Linked DNA regions of Homo sapiens: region 1 is linked to region 2. Evidence: read pairs that join two places in POLR2A ChIA-PET (ENCODE). Cell type or tissue: OCI-LY7. All regions are shown on one strand. Links, peaks and the distances in the headings refer to the core of each region. The heading gives the core; the rest is flanking DNA.

Region 1 (6,496 bases), core at 1,377-5,376, 110 kb after region 2:
ACTGCAACCTCCACCTCCTGGGTTCAAGCATTTCTCATGCCTCAGTCTCCTGAGTAGATGGGATTACAGGCATGCACCACCACATCAGGCTAATTTTTGTATTTTTAGTAGAGACAGGATTTCACCCTGTTGGCCAGACTGGTCTTGAACTCCTGATCTCAAGTGATCTGCCCAACTCGGCCTCCCAAAGTGCTGGGATTACAGGCATGAGCCACCATGCTTGGCCTGTTTTCTTTTTCTTTTTTAATAGTAGCCATTTTAATGGGTACTAGATGAGGGTTTTCTAATATTTTTGTTTGTATTTTTGTTTTTCTATTCATGGACAATCTTGGTCTATGATATTCCCTTCTTTTACTATCTTTGTGTATTTTTTATCAAAATTGCTCTATTCTATATGAAATAAGTTAAAGAGCCTTACCTTTGTATTCTCCCAAAGTATTGCATTATATACAGCATAAATTTTTCTTACGTATCTGGTGAATCTTTACATTTGAAATGGCTTCTCTGTATGATACATTTATTTTTCTTATTTCTAATTATGATTATTTGTGACATATTTTTAATTCTTGATCAGTCTTACCAATGGCTTGTTAATTTTCAAACAAATTTTCTTTTTGCTGTTTCTCCAGATAAATTATTTTTATTTTATTATCTTTTTATGTCCTCCTTTTAGGTTTATTTTGGGTTTACTTAATTGTTAGTTTTCTAACTTAATTTGAATGCTGAGCTTATTAGTTTTCTATAATGTTTCCTTTATTGATATATAAAGCTGACATTTCCCTACATGTACAGCTTTAGCAGCATTCAACAAGTTTTGATATGAAAAAGTCTTGTTATTTTTGTTGTTCTATTTTAGATATTCTATAAATTCTGCATTATAACCTTTTGATAAACAAATAATTTGATGATTTTAAAGTTATAAATTTATGGTATTTTATTTCTAATTATAATTAACAATGGCCAGGGAAGATTATCTGCATATTAAGGGTTTATAAAGATGAAAATATGTAAAATGTGTATATACTCATATTGTGTGAGTAAAGGCACAGAAAAAAATCTGGAAGTTTATATAACAAAATGTTAATAGCAGTTATTCCAAGTGCTAGAATTTAAAAAGATTTCTCTTTTTCTTTGCATTTTTTATATCTTCTGAATTTGAAACATGAATATGAATTTTTTTTTACTAGAAAACAAAGACATTTATATATAGGGGATAAAAAATAGTTTAGATGAATATGTACTACCTGTATTGAGAACCCATTTCTAATCCTCTGCAGACTTCAGAGTTCAGTATTTACTTACTGAAATACTAAAGAAAAAAAAAACAAAAATAGTTCCCTTGGCATGACTTTTAAAACAAATATTTGATTAATAATAAGTTTTCATCGTATATCTGAAAAGAATTATGAATTCTCTAATCGTGAGTACCTAGAGAATTTCACTCATTTCTTTTGAGCTCCATTTTTGTCTTTAAACATTTATTTATCCACTATTTCGACATGTTTGTAGTTGAGGAATGGAGTCAGATCGATCATGTCATATTATGAAACCTAAAGGTTTATGTTTTGTCTGTTTGATTAATGTATTTAAATTTGAACCAGATTATTGCATCCTCAAGGACAGAGATCAGGCTTGATTATTTATGTGTTTTAAATTTTTAGGCACAGGACCTAGCCTATGTAGAACCCTTTAAAATGTTTCATTAATGGGCAAATTTTGAAATAGACATTTCAAAACTTAAGACAGGAGATATTTACAGAAATGCCTTCTTTGGTTAACTTCTCTTTGAACTTAAAGTAAATTTCTTGAGGACAAAAACTGTGTCTTGGACACTGTTAGATCTTTTGCACATTGCGTGGCACGTGGTAGTGACTCAGTGAATGTTTGTTCCACGGCATCTTCTTGTTTGCAGAGAGATCTCAGGTTGTCAATATTTGCTTTCTAGTTGGCAGTCCAACCTGTAAATCAGAATTATATCGGATTACGCTTCTCTTTTTCTATTCTCATCTCTCCTGCAACACTCTTTTTCACCTATCCCAAATCAATAAGTAGGAAGAATTCTTTCAACCTGGGCTCAAATGAACCAGAAAGGGTTGGATTTTTTTTTTTTTTGGTGTTTTACATTGGAAATAAATAAAATCACTCATATATCTTCCTGTTTTCTCTTTCTTATCCCCTACAGCACAGCATGCCTTGGGACTGCCCCGGCAACTCAGAAAGGGGGCATACCGCCAATCTAGTTCTTCTCAGTATTCCCACTTTAACTTCAATTTACACTTTCATGGGCTCTTGAACTTCTTGTTTTCCAAGCTTTGCTTTAAGGCCCACTTCTGCAAAAAACATTTTTATGAATCAGTAGAAGACCCTAGAAGTTTCCCTACATTAATAATTTCTTACTCTTAGATTTTGACAGTGTGCTGACAAAGACAATTTTTGTGTTTTAGTAGCATTTGCTCAAGGCAGGTTGATAGTTGATACATATGACTTCTGCTACACTCTAGCTGAGTGACACATGGGTAGAATGAAGGAATACTGTACTTTGTTTTGGTGGTCCTTATGCTTGATGAATGCAATCATTTGTATTTTTTTTTGGTTCTGACTTTCACATATGGTTTTATCACATTTTGTGGACTTCATTGTGACTAATGATTTCCTCCAATATTTATGTATTTCCCCAGTATACAGATCTGTGTTCACATACATACTGACTCTAGTGTCCTCAGATCTATGCCCAGGAGATGAGCAGTATTTTGGTATTTCAATGGGTAAGTTCCCTCAGAAGGGGTACAAGAGATACCTAGCCAACATTAGCTCTGCAGTGAGCCAGAAATGTGCTTTCATATACGTGTAGTATACGTCCATTTGAGGTTCCTTTTTGGCAACAGATGTAAACAGTTTTGTATTTCTAGTAAAAATAGTTCGTTCTTGTTTTAAAAACTAAGAAAGTACAGAAAATATAAAGGAAGAAAAAGAAGAAGTCCTCTTAAATTCTAATACTTGGAGATAACCATTAATATTTTGAGATACATTCTTCCAGAATTTTTTCTTCTTAGCTTAGCATTCACTCACTCAAACACAGTGTATGAGTACACACACACACACACACACACACACACACACACATACATACATAAATATATACACATGTATTCATAGACTTACTGCATTTACAAAAAATGTGATCATAGTATGCAGTGATTTTAATCTGTTTCTTCCCACTAAGATGTTTCCTACTTCTGAATCAATGTGCCTCTGTTTAAGCAACTATTTTACCATTTGGCTCATTTACTATCAAACCCTGTTTCTCTTCTAAGGCTTTTCTGTGTTTATTGTATACTATTTTGTAACACCTCTTTGCTAAGGGTGTTACAAGATGCAGTGTGTAATTGTTTTAAATGAAAACCTCCAAAATAGGTAATAGAAATATGAAAACAAGTGAGAAAGAAAGCCAGCATGTAAAAATCAAGAAAGGAGGAAGAGACCATATGTAGCACGGGAAGTGGGGTTTGCATCATGTTCTTTGAAAATCACAGGATCTCACTTCCTTTGGTTCTCAAACAAACAAAAAGTTAGCTGACTTAACTCTGTATGTGTTGCCTCATGAGGCGATAATATATTCTCCTCATATGAACTCCCCCAATGCTGGAAGGATTGCTGCCTGCACATGCAATGGCTTGAATCTGCCCCTCCTGGCCTTGCCACCCTTTTATTTCTTCCCATGAATGCTAAGGCACACTATTTCAATGCTAATCTACATGACTTTCAAATTGTTCAAAATATTTTTTTGATGTTTCAAAGGCTGAAACTCCTTGGCAAACTATAAATCTTAATGGAAACCAATGTTCTGCTGAAGAGAATGCATCAATGCAAGTTAGCTACCTCACTAGAAATAAAACAGAAAATTAGCAGTGAAAGCAATTTGAATGTAGACTTTATGCTGAGAAATAAAGCAAAAGAATAAAATTGCCACAGTATATTTTAGAAGGTCCTGAACACAACAAACTCTCTTAAAAAGACAATAAAGCTGCTGGAGCAAAAAGCAATGATGTGGTCACACACACACACACACACACACACACACACACACACACAAGCTGATTGGACAGAGAAAGAGCTCAATATTCAATCAATATTCAGCAAGAATACAGGGGTAAGGTGGGGGAGTGTCATAATTGTGTTTCACTGAGCATATCATAGGAGGATTCTGAATCTATGTTTCTCAGCAGTAAAGTGGAGAAGAGATCTGCCTTTGTTCTCTTTACAGGGAATGGCTTATTCCACAACGATACCAAGTGAAGAGCTCTGGAACACCTTGGTGTGCCCTAGAAGGAGCTATATAAATTCACAAAGCAGTACACATTCTCTTAATTGGCATGCACAAAGCTGACTCATCCAATTAACCAATGCTCTTAACTCTTTCTGTAAAACATACTGACTGAGCCCCCGCCCCGCCCCCACCCACAGTAGGCTACTCTTCAGTTTACCACCCACACAGATCTAAAAAGTCCGCTGGGTTTATAGTAGTTGAATTTACTATTTTAATAGTACATCTCAATTAAACTATGTTATATCATGAAACATAACTGTGAGAAGAGTTTATATGTCTGTGAAACCAAAGTTAAATGTTACATATTTAACTTTGATAAAGTTATAAAATATTCCTGTTGTTTCAGGTGTGAATAAGATGACTATAAGATATTAGGAAAATTGTGAGCTCACCCCACTACCCATATTGTTTCTCAGGGATACTTACATTCTGTCAACTTTAAAGAAACTGAAATTAGAAGTTATAGACATTGCATTATAAGTGTGATTTATGCAAAAACAAACAAACAAGATGGCATGAAACTCTAAACACTGATCACCCATCTGAAAGTGAAAATTAACTAATGAAAAGATTGGTGAATGAATATTTTCAATGAAAACAAGATTTTAAAATCATATATATTTCACATGTATATGTAATTTTAAAACTGGTTATCTGATTTAATGAACTATTTTGATTAAGGACTGTGGTATTCTATAGTATTTCATTAAGTTTCCTGTGTGGGTCACCTATGAAACAGACGGGTTTTTCAGAGCAGTCCCTACAATACTGTTTCCATTCCTAAGGCTAAATTCTTAGCTTGGTATAGACAGGGACAGTGAGCCCTCAGTTTTGATTCACACTAGTATATACATATAGAGAGAGGCCCTGCTATACCTGCAGGAGTTGTTTCAACGTTTAAAAATGCCATATCTGCTAGGCACGGTGGCCCACATCTATAATCCTGACACTTTGGGAGGCTGAGGCGGGCAGATTACTTGAGCCTAGGAGTTTGAGACCAGCCTGGGCAAAATGACCAAAAAGAAAAAAAAGTTGCCAGGCATGGTGGTACACGTCTGTAGATCCAGCTACTCAGGAGGCTGAGGTGAGAGGATCGCTTGAACTGAGGAGGTGGAGGCTGCAGTGAAACATGATTGTGCTACTGCACTCCAACCTGGGCAACAACAAGACTGCCTCAAAAAAAAAAAAAAAAAATGAATAAAGGAGAAAAAGGCCACTTCAGAAATGAAGACTAAATTATACAGAACAAAATAAAATACTCACAGTTTGAAGAATGATTAGGAACATAAAGGTTAGAATTGAGATAATAAGAAAATATTTAAAAATATTTTAAAAATGGATATAGAAAAAATGATATGGAGGAGAGGCAAAGGAAATGTAACATTTCTGTAATTGCAATTCCCAAAGAAGAAAATGAACACATTGGAACAAAGCAAACATTTAAACTACAACTCATGACACCTTTCTTGAAATAAGATTTAAATGTATATATTAAAAGTGAAAATTGACCCCAAACTGTGAACACTGACCCATTACAATATTTGATTTTGAAAATGAAACAAGTATCTTTATAACAGCCAGGCAAAAACGAAGTTCTTTTGAAAGAAAAGTTATGCTTTGATTTGAATGTTGGTCCCCTCCCAAACTCATGTTGAAATTTAATTGCCATTGTAACAATATTAAGAGGTGATACCTTTAAGAGGCAATTAGATCATGAAGACTCTGTCCTCATGAGTGGGTCAATGCTGTTATCATGGAAGTGGCTCCCTTACTGTGGGAGTAAGTTCCTTAAAAAGGACAAGTTCAGTCCCCTTTTGTCTTTCTCTTTGCCCTTTCCCTGTGTGATGCTTTCCGCATGTTATGGCACAGTGAGAACACCCTCTCTAGGTGCTGGTGCATTGATTTGGGGCTTTCCAGCCTCCAGAACTATGAGAAATAATTTCTATTCTTTATAAATTACCCAATGCGTGGTATTCAGTTATACCTGCACAAACCAGACCAATGTCATCATCGAGCTTCTCAACAGCAATGCCTAATGGCAGAAGCCATGGAACTACCTACGAGATACCCAAGGGTAAAAAAAGGATGCGCCCAAAACCTTGTATGAAGCTAAGTTGCTCCTCAGTTTTTGATACGGTTTGGCTGTGTCTCCACCCAAACCTCATCTTG
Region 2 (6,496 bases), core at 1,288-5,287:
GCTCCGAACCAATTTCAAAGCTGTGAAAAAAGTTGCTGTTATCCCAAACTCAAAAGACAACTATAGGCACGCCCAGAATTACTAAATTACATGTTTGACTTTGGTCGAAATTACCATTACAGCTTGCATAGCCCTCATCATGACAATAAATAATAATCACACTTGAGCATTATGAAGTATCTCAGCACAATTACACTCCCATTTAATATTTTTCCAAGTGTTTCTTTAATTTCTGTCTCCTTTAATTTACATTAACTGTTTTGTCTCCTTTTCATATGCATGTGTAGGTTCCTAGCTGGTTAAATTCCAGATCACTTTCTACTGCCTAATTGTTCATGACATACTATTTTAATGTTAAGGAGGCTCCCTCTCCATGTAAGTTTCATCAGTTTTTATGGACAATGAAGGCTAGTGTTATATTTGGAAAAGAATGAGCATTACCTCAAATTCAGAGATGAGTCAAAGTAAAAGCAGTTGAACACATCAAAGAAACCTTGATATTCCTAGGAAAAAATGAGCAATATCTTTGAACTTCCCAGAGCCTCCATACGCACAATCTGGCATAACGTTAGGGAGAAAAGCATTTAACCAGTGAAACTGCAGGACGTGGTGCAAGGCAGACTCCCAATGCCATCAGCACTGCACGCTTCCCCTGGTCCCCACTGAATAACCTCAACTCACCTGAAACACAGCAATGCTCTCCTAGAGTCTTAGGGCTAACCCTGTCTCTAATAGCTGTGTATGATTTGAGGGAAGTCAATTCAGATTTCTACAATTTCATGTTCTTTTTCTTTTACAAAATGAGAAGATTGGACTAGCTCAGTTTTCGAACTTATAGTAACTGTCAAAAAAACTATTTTTTTTTTTTTTTTTTACTTAAACATACTAGGAAGTGTAAGCAAATAAAGCTGATAACGGATCTGTTCTGGCTGAAAAGGCCTGGATGATGCTAAAGCTCCTGCGCTGATCTCTTAGGATTCCAGGGAACACAGTTTGAAGATGCCTGGGCTAGCCCAGCCCTTGGATCCTAATATTCCACTGGAAATGGGCATTGGCGGCCTCCTACTTGCTGCTTGCCGGGTGGTTCGCGTAAGAAACTAGCTTGGTAACTAACCTCGCCAGCCCAGTTATGTTCCATAATATGCAAGTTTTGGCTCACATCTTAATTGTTGTCCAACAAAATACATCACTTTGAAACAACAAACGGAAATAATTGTCATGATCCTTTTCTACCTGTGGTTCTGAATTGCATATTAAAGCCTCAAGCAAGTGTGATACTGGGAAGAGCTTGGGCTTGGGGCCCAGTAGGCCTGCGTTTAAATCGCAGCTGGTCTCTTCAGGATGGTGTCTGAATGGGAAGTGGACTCCTACAGTGAGTGGCAGGACAGGCTCCTGATCTTCCAGTGCACCTGGTGAGTCCTCAGGCTAGAGGCTAAATGGGGTCTCCTCCTCTGCTCTCCCCTTCCCTGCCCTTTTCTGCTCTTCCCTGGCCCCCACTTCTCCCATACCTAGTGCCTAATACAAGAACCTCCTGTGTGCCTGCAGCGAGACAGACAGGGAAAGGTGCAGGAGCATCTGAGTCTGCTTTTTCACTGAGTCACATGGAAGGGGCCAGCGGTGCTGGAGTTTACCAGTTCTGTGAAATGAGGAGAAAGAGGAAATCCATGAGAGAATGGAGCCTGGGTTTTTGCCCTCAGAGGTGCAGTGACCCCACCCATTAACGCACATGGGCCCATCAACAGCCCCCACGCATGATCAGTAGTCTCATGAGTAGAGGAGTCTCCTTTCTTGGGAGTTCAGAAGGAAGTGTGGGTAGGAGGAAGCTTCTTGAGATGGGGAGTGAGAGCAAGTTTGACCTTTGGGTCAATTTTTTCTTCAGCCTCTAAATAAAGTCTTCTGGCCAATCTTATGATTTCATAACTTGCAATGTCTCAGATTCATGCTTTCTTCACCACTTCCATGTCATTAACCTCAAGCCAAGAAATTACCCCCGCCTCCCCTCGCTTGGCATCATTCCAGGTGTTTTCTCTCCCCTCACCGCTGTCCCTTATTCAGCAGCTGCTATACCTTTCCAAAGCTCGCACTTCTGGCCAAAAAGGATGCCTTCGTGTGCTTCACTGAAACAAGGCTAGACTTCCTATCTGGCCTTCAAACTCCCCCCAGGCCCCAATCTGGTTCTATGCTGCTTCTCCAGGGTTATTTTTGGGAACCCCTGCATTGTGCTCTTCTTGGTCTGGGCAGGCAGATTTCTCTCCAAGGAGATGGTGACTCGTACCAAAGCCACCAGGCTTTACCTCTTAAAGGTAAAGGCTTCAATTCTATAGGCCTGACTTTGGGCAGCTATAGGCCTGTGTTAGAAAGAATTATTATTGCCACTAGAAACATCCTATAACTTAAAAAAGTGGGATGCCAAGTTTTATAATTACTATAATTATGATAAAACATTTACATATGGGGAAATACTAGAAAGAAATATTCTAAAAATCATGTTGGCTGTGTTAGAAGGTAGAAATCAGTAAGATGGTCTCTGTAACAATGTTTCTGTAATGTTTTTATATTGCTTTGATAATTACACTAAAACAAGAGAAAAGTAATGAGTTTTATTGTTTTTAACTAGTTAAGCTCTGTACCAATGGTAGTTGGTCAAGAAGATCTCTAATAATCCAAATTTTAAAATCTATGATTTCCTGAAAATAAAAAAGTAAAAATGTCAAGAAGAAATAAAAGGATGACTAAGCTATTAGATTATTTACAGCTATAGGTACCTGCAAATATAACATGCCAAAAGTAATGCATGTTAATGAATGATAAGGGTTAAAACTTTTCTATCTATTAAATCAAGAAGACAAACTATAATCATTTAAGAATATTATTTTCCAGAAAATAATTTCTCTGTTCTTTCTTACCAGCCTGTTATTAGAGATGAGCTTTTAAGGTTTATCCTTTTACTTATTTATTAAAAAACACACACTTAGCCAGCTTAAAAAAAAAGGGAGAAAGCAAAAAGCAGCCTCTGATGGATTGCCCAGTACAGAATTATTTATATGAAAACTCCTGCCTAAGCATAATTTTTTGAGATGACATGTGCTTTGAAAATACAATGTGATTTCATCTTGAATGTAAAAGTAACTGTCTTTTTTTTAATGCTGACACCAGAAGATACAGAACCTGCTGATGTAACACAGAGGGTAGTTGGCTCAATCAATCCAAAAACCTATAAATCCATATGATATACAATATACAGTACAGTATCAAGGAAAATATCATTGATTTATATAACTGGAAATCTGAACAATACAATTTTACTTATGTTTGTTTTCCCTCCTCAAGAGCCTGCATCTGTGATGATGAGGGGAGGGTTATGATTCTTACAGAGCTGTGTTTTGGACTCCAGTCCTTCTTTGGAGTCCAATTTAGGATCTATTAGCATAGTCTTTGTGGTCCACTGAGTGTGAGAACATGCAGTTTGCTGAAGAGTGAAGATTGAATCAAGTTTCAAGGATTCCTAAGTAAAGCTCTAGCACATGACACTCAAGAAAAAACAAAAACAGATAAAAGCAGGCCAGCTACCCAGTTTCCTGGGATCATTTCTGTCTCAGGTAGGTCCCAGGCTTACCCCTTTTTATAAATGGGTACTTTAGTTGCAGATGATCTTTTACTTTAGAAAGAATACTTGTATATTGGCTCCTCTGGGGCAGAGAGGTTAGGGCTCCATAAATGCTTGTTGAATGAATGAATTTCTTTTCCAATGAAGTCTACCTCCAGCAGCTTTGCCTCACCTGGAACCCATATTGATTATTTGGGGTTTATTGTAATTTGGCCCCACCACTGACTTTTCCAGCCTTATCACCTGCTCACTGCTCACCTAGATCATCCCCCGCTTGTGGCCCTGTCTGCTCACAGACCCTGGAAGGGAAATACTACCCAGTGCAGTAGTGGAAGTTTTCTTACCTTGCTCCGCTTATTGACATCCGATATATCCCCACTTAATCCTTACTACTTCTATAAAACTTTTGCTCAAGCTTCCAACCCATAAGTGGTCTATCTCAACTCATAAGTGATCTATCTCAACCTGTACTTCTCATTTTACCCTTATTCCTATACTGTCCTGTGATACAAATTGTGCTATTGCTAGGGCTGTGGATAACTTTTGTTATGTTCTTAAGAGCAATCCCCATAATATTTTGGATTCCTAACAGAACCTAGCACAGTGTTATGTATATAGATATGTATTATGGGTTTAATTATGTCCCCCTCAAATTCATATGTTGAAGTCCTAACAATGAGTACCTTGGAATATCACCTTAGAATTTGAAAATAGGTTGTTGGAGATGTAATTAGTTAAGTAAGAGTAGTTAAGTAGGGTAGGCCCCATCTAATATGAATGGTGTTCTTGTAAAAAGTGGAAACTTGGCCGGGCACGGTGGCTCACACCTGTAATCTCAGCACTTTGGGAGGCGGAGGTGAGTGGATCACAAGGAGTTCCAGACCAGCTTAGCCAACATGGTGAAACCCTGCCTCTACTAAAAATACAAAAAATTAGCCAGGCATGGTGGCAGGCACCTGTAATCCCAGCTACTCAGGAGGCTGAGACAGGAGAACTGCTTGAATCTGGGAGGTGGAGGTTGCAGTGAGCTAAGACTGTGCCACAGCACTCTAGCCTGGGCAACAGAGCGAGACTCTGTCTCAAAAAAAAAAAAAAAAAAAAGGTGGGAAAGACGACACACATCCAGGCATGACATGTGAACATGAAAGCAGATATTGGGAATGTCCAAGATTGCCATTAAACCATCAGCAGCTAGGGAGAGGCATGGAACAGATTCTCACAACCCTTAGAAGGAACCATCCCTAATGATTCCTTGATCTTGAATTTCTCCAGAGCTGTGCAATAATAAATTTCTGTTGTTTAAGCCATCCAGTTTGTGGTATTCTCTATAGCAGCCCTGGCAAACAGATATAACATGCTTAATAAGTGCTATTGAATCACAGTGAAAAAGAGAGGGGCACAGAGATTACTGTGGACTTTAAAAAACCCATATGTTTTTTAAAACAGTAATTTTTAAAATAGACTTTAATATGTAGAGCGGTTTTAGGTTCACAGCAAAACTAAGTAAAGGGTTCTGAGATTTCTGCCCCTACATGCACGCAGTCTCCCTGACTGTCAAAATCCCTCACTAGAGTGATAACTTGTTACATACATTGACCCAACATTGTCACCCAAAGTCTGCATTTAATGTTAGATTTCACTCCTAGTGTTGTGTATTCTGTGGGTTTTGACAAATATGTAATGACAGGTATCCACCACTATAGTATCATACAGATAATTTTCATTGCCCTAAACCCCTCTGTGCTCTGCCTATTTATCCCACTCTCCTGCCTAATCCCTGGCAATCAGTGATCTTAGGATCTCCATAGTTTTGCCTTTTCTAGAATATATCATTGAAATCATACGATACGTAGCCTTTTCAGATTGACTTTTTTTACTTAGTTATATGCATCTAAGATTCCTACACGTCTTTTCATGGCTTGGTAGCTTATTTTTAGTGCTGAATACTATTCCATTATCTGGATAGACCACAGTTTATTTATTTATTCACTTACTGAAGGACATCTTTGTTGCCTCTAAGTTTTAGCAAATGTGAACAGAGCTACTGAAGACATTCATGAGCAGGTTTCTGGGTAGCCATATGTTTTTAACTAATTTGGGTAAATACTAAAAACCATGATTCTTGGGTCATATGATAAGAGTGTGTTTAGTTTTGTAGGAAACTGCCAAACTGTCCTCCCAAGTGGCTGTACTATTTTGCATTCCCTCTAGTGATGAATGATACTTCCCGGTGCTCCATACCCTTGCCATCTTTTGTCGTTGCCAATGTTCTGGATTTTGGCTATTTCAATCAGTGTGTAGAGGTATCTCATTGTTGTTTTAATATGAAATTGCCTAATGACGTATGATGCTGAGCATCCTTTCATATGTTTATTTTCCATCTTTGTATCTTCTTTAGTGAGGTTTAAGTATTTGCCTAATTTTTTAATCAGGTCATTTGTTTTGTCATTGTTGAGTTTTAAGAGTTTTTATATTTGAATAAGAATTATTTATCAGATACATCTTTTGCAAATATTTTCTCCCAGTCTGTGGCTTGTCTTAGTCTTTTGACAATGTACTTTGTAGAGTGGAAATTTTTAATTTTAATGAAGTCCAACCTATCAATTGTTTCTTTCATGGATTCTGCCTTTGGTGTTGTATCTAAAAAGTCATCACCAAATCCCAAATCATCTAGATTTCCCCATGTTATCTTCTAGGAGTTTTATAGTTTTATATTTACATTTAGGTCTATAATTCATTTTGAGTTAATTTTTCTGAAAGGTGTAAAGTCTGTGTCTAGATTCTGGGTTTTTTTTGCATGTGAGTGTCCACTTGTTCCAGTACTATTTGTTGAAAAGACTATCTTTGTTTCATTGTATTGCCTTTGTTTCCTTGTCAAAGATCTGTTGA

What was found. ChIA-PET counts read pairs that join two places held together with the same protein. Peaks named below come from ENCODE experiments on the same cell type or tissue, not always from the same donor. Only the 100,000 strongest peaks of a DNase experiment are listed, where the experiment ranks them.
Region 1: POLR2A ChIA-PET joins it to region 2 with 5 read pairs; 2 of 35 experiments call an interaction of 5 or more read pairs at or near these places.

Annotation. Positions count from the first base shown.
Region 1 is chr6:156,194,766-156,201,261 of GRCh38, reverse strand. The region is part of intron 3 of LOC101928923 (a long non-coding RNA gene); the gene reads left to right. Among named protein-coding and RNA genes, the nearest start is that of SNORD28B, 180 kb to the left of the region's middle. In OCI-LY7, for the core only: no CTCF peak of the experiment used is centred there; a DNase peak (open chromatin) is centred at 3,531; H3K4me3 peaks cover 630 bases.
Region 2 is chr6:156,302,004-156,308,499 of GRCh38, reverse strand. No RefSeq gene overlaps it. Among named protein-coding and RNA genes, the nearest start is that of SNORD28B, 73 kb to the left of the region's middle. In OCI-LY7, for the core only: no CTCF peak of the experiment used is centred there; no DNase peak of the experiment used is centred there.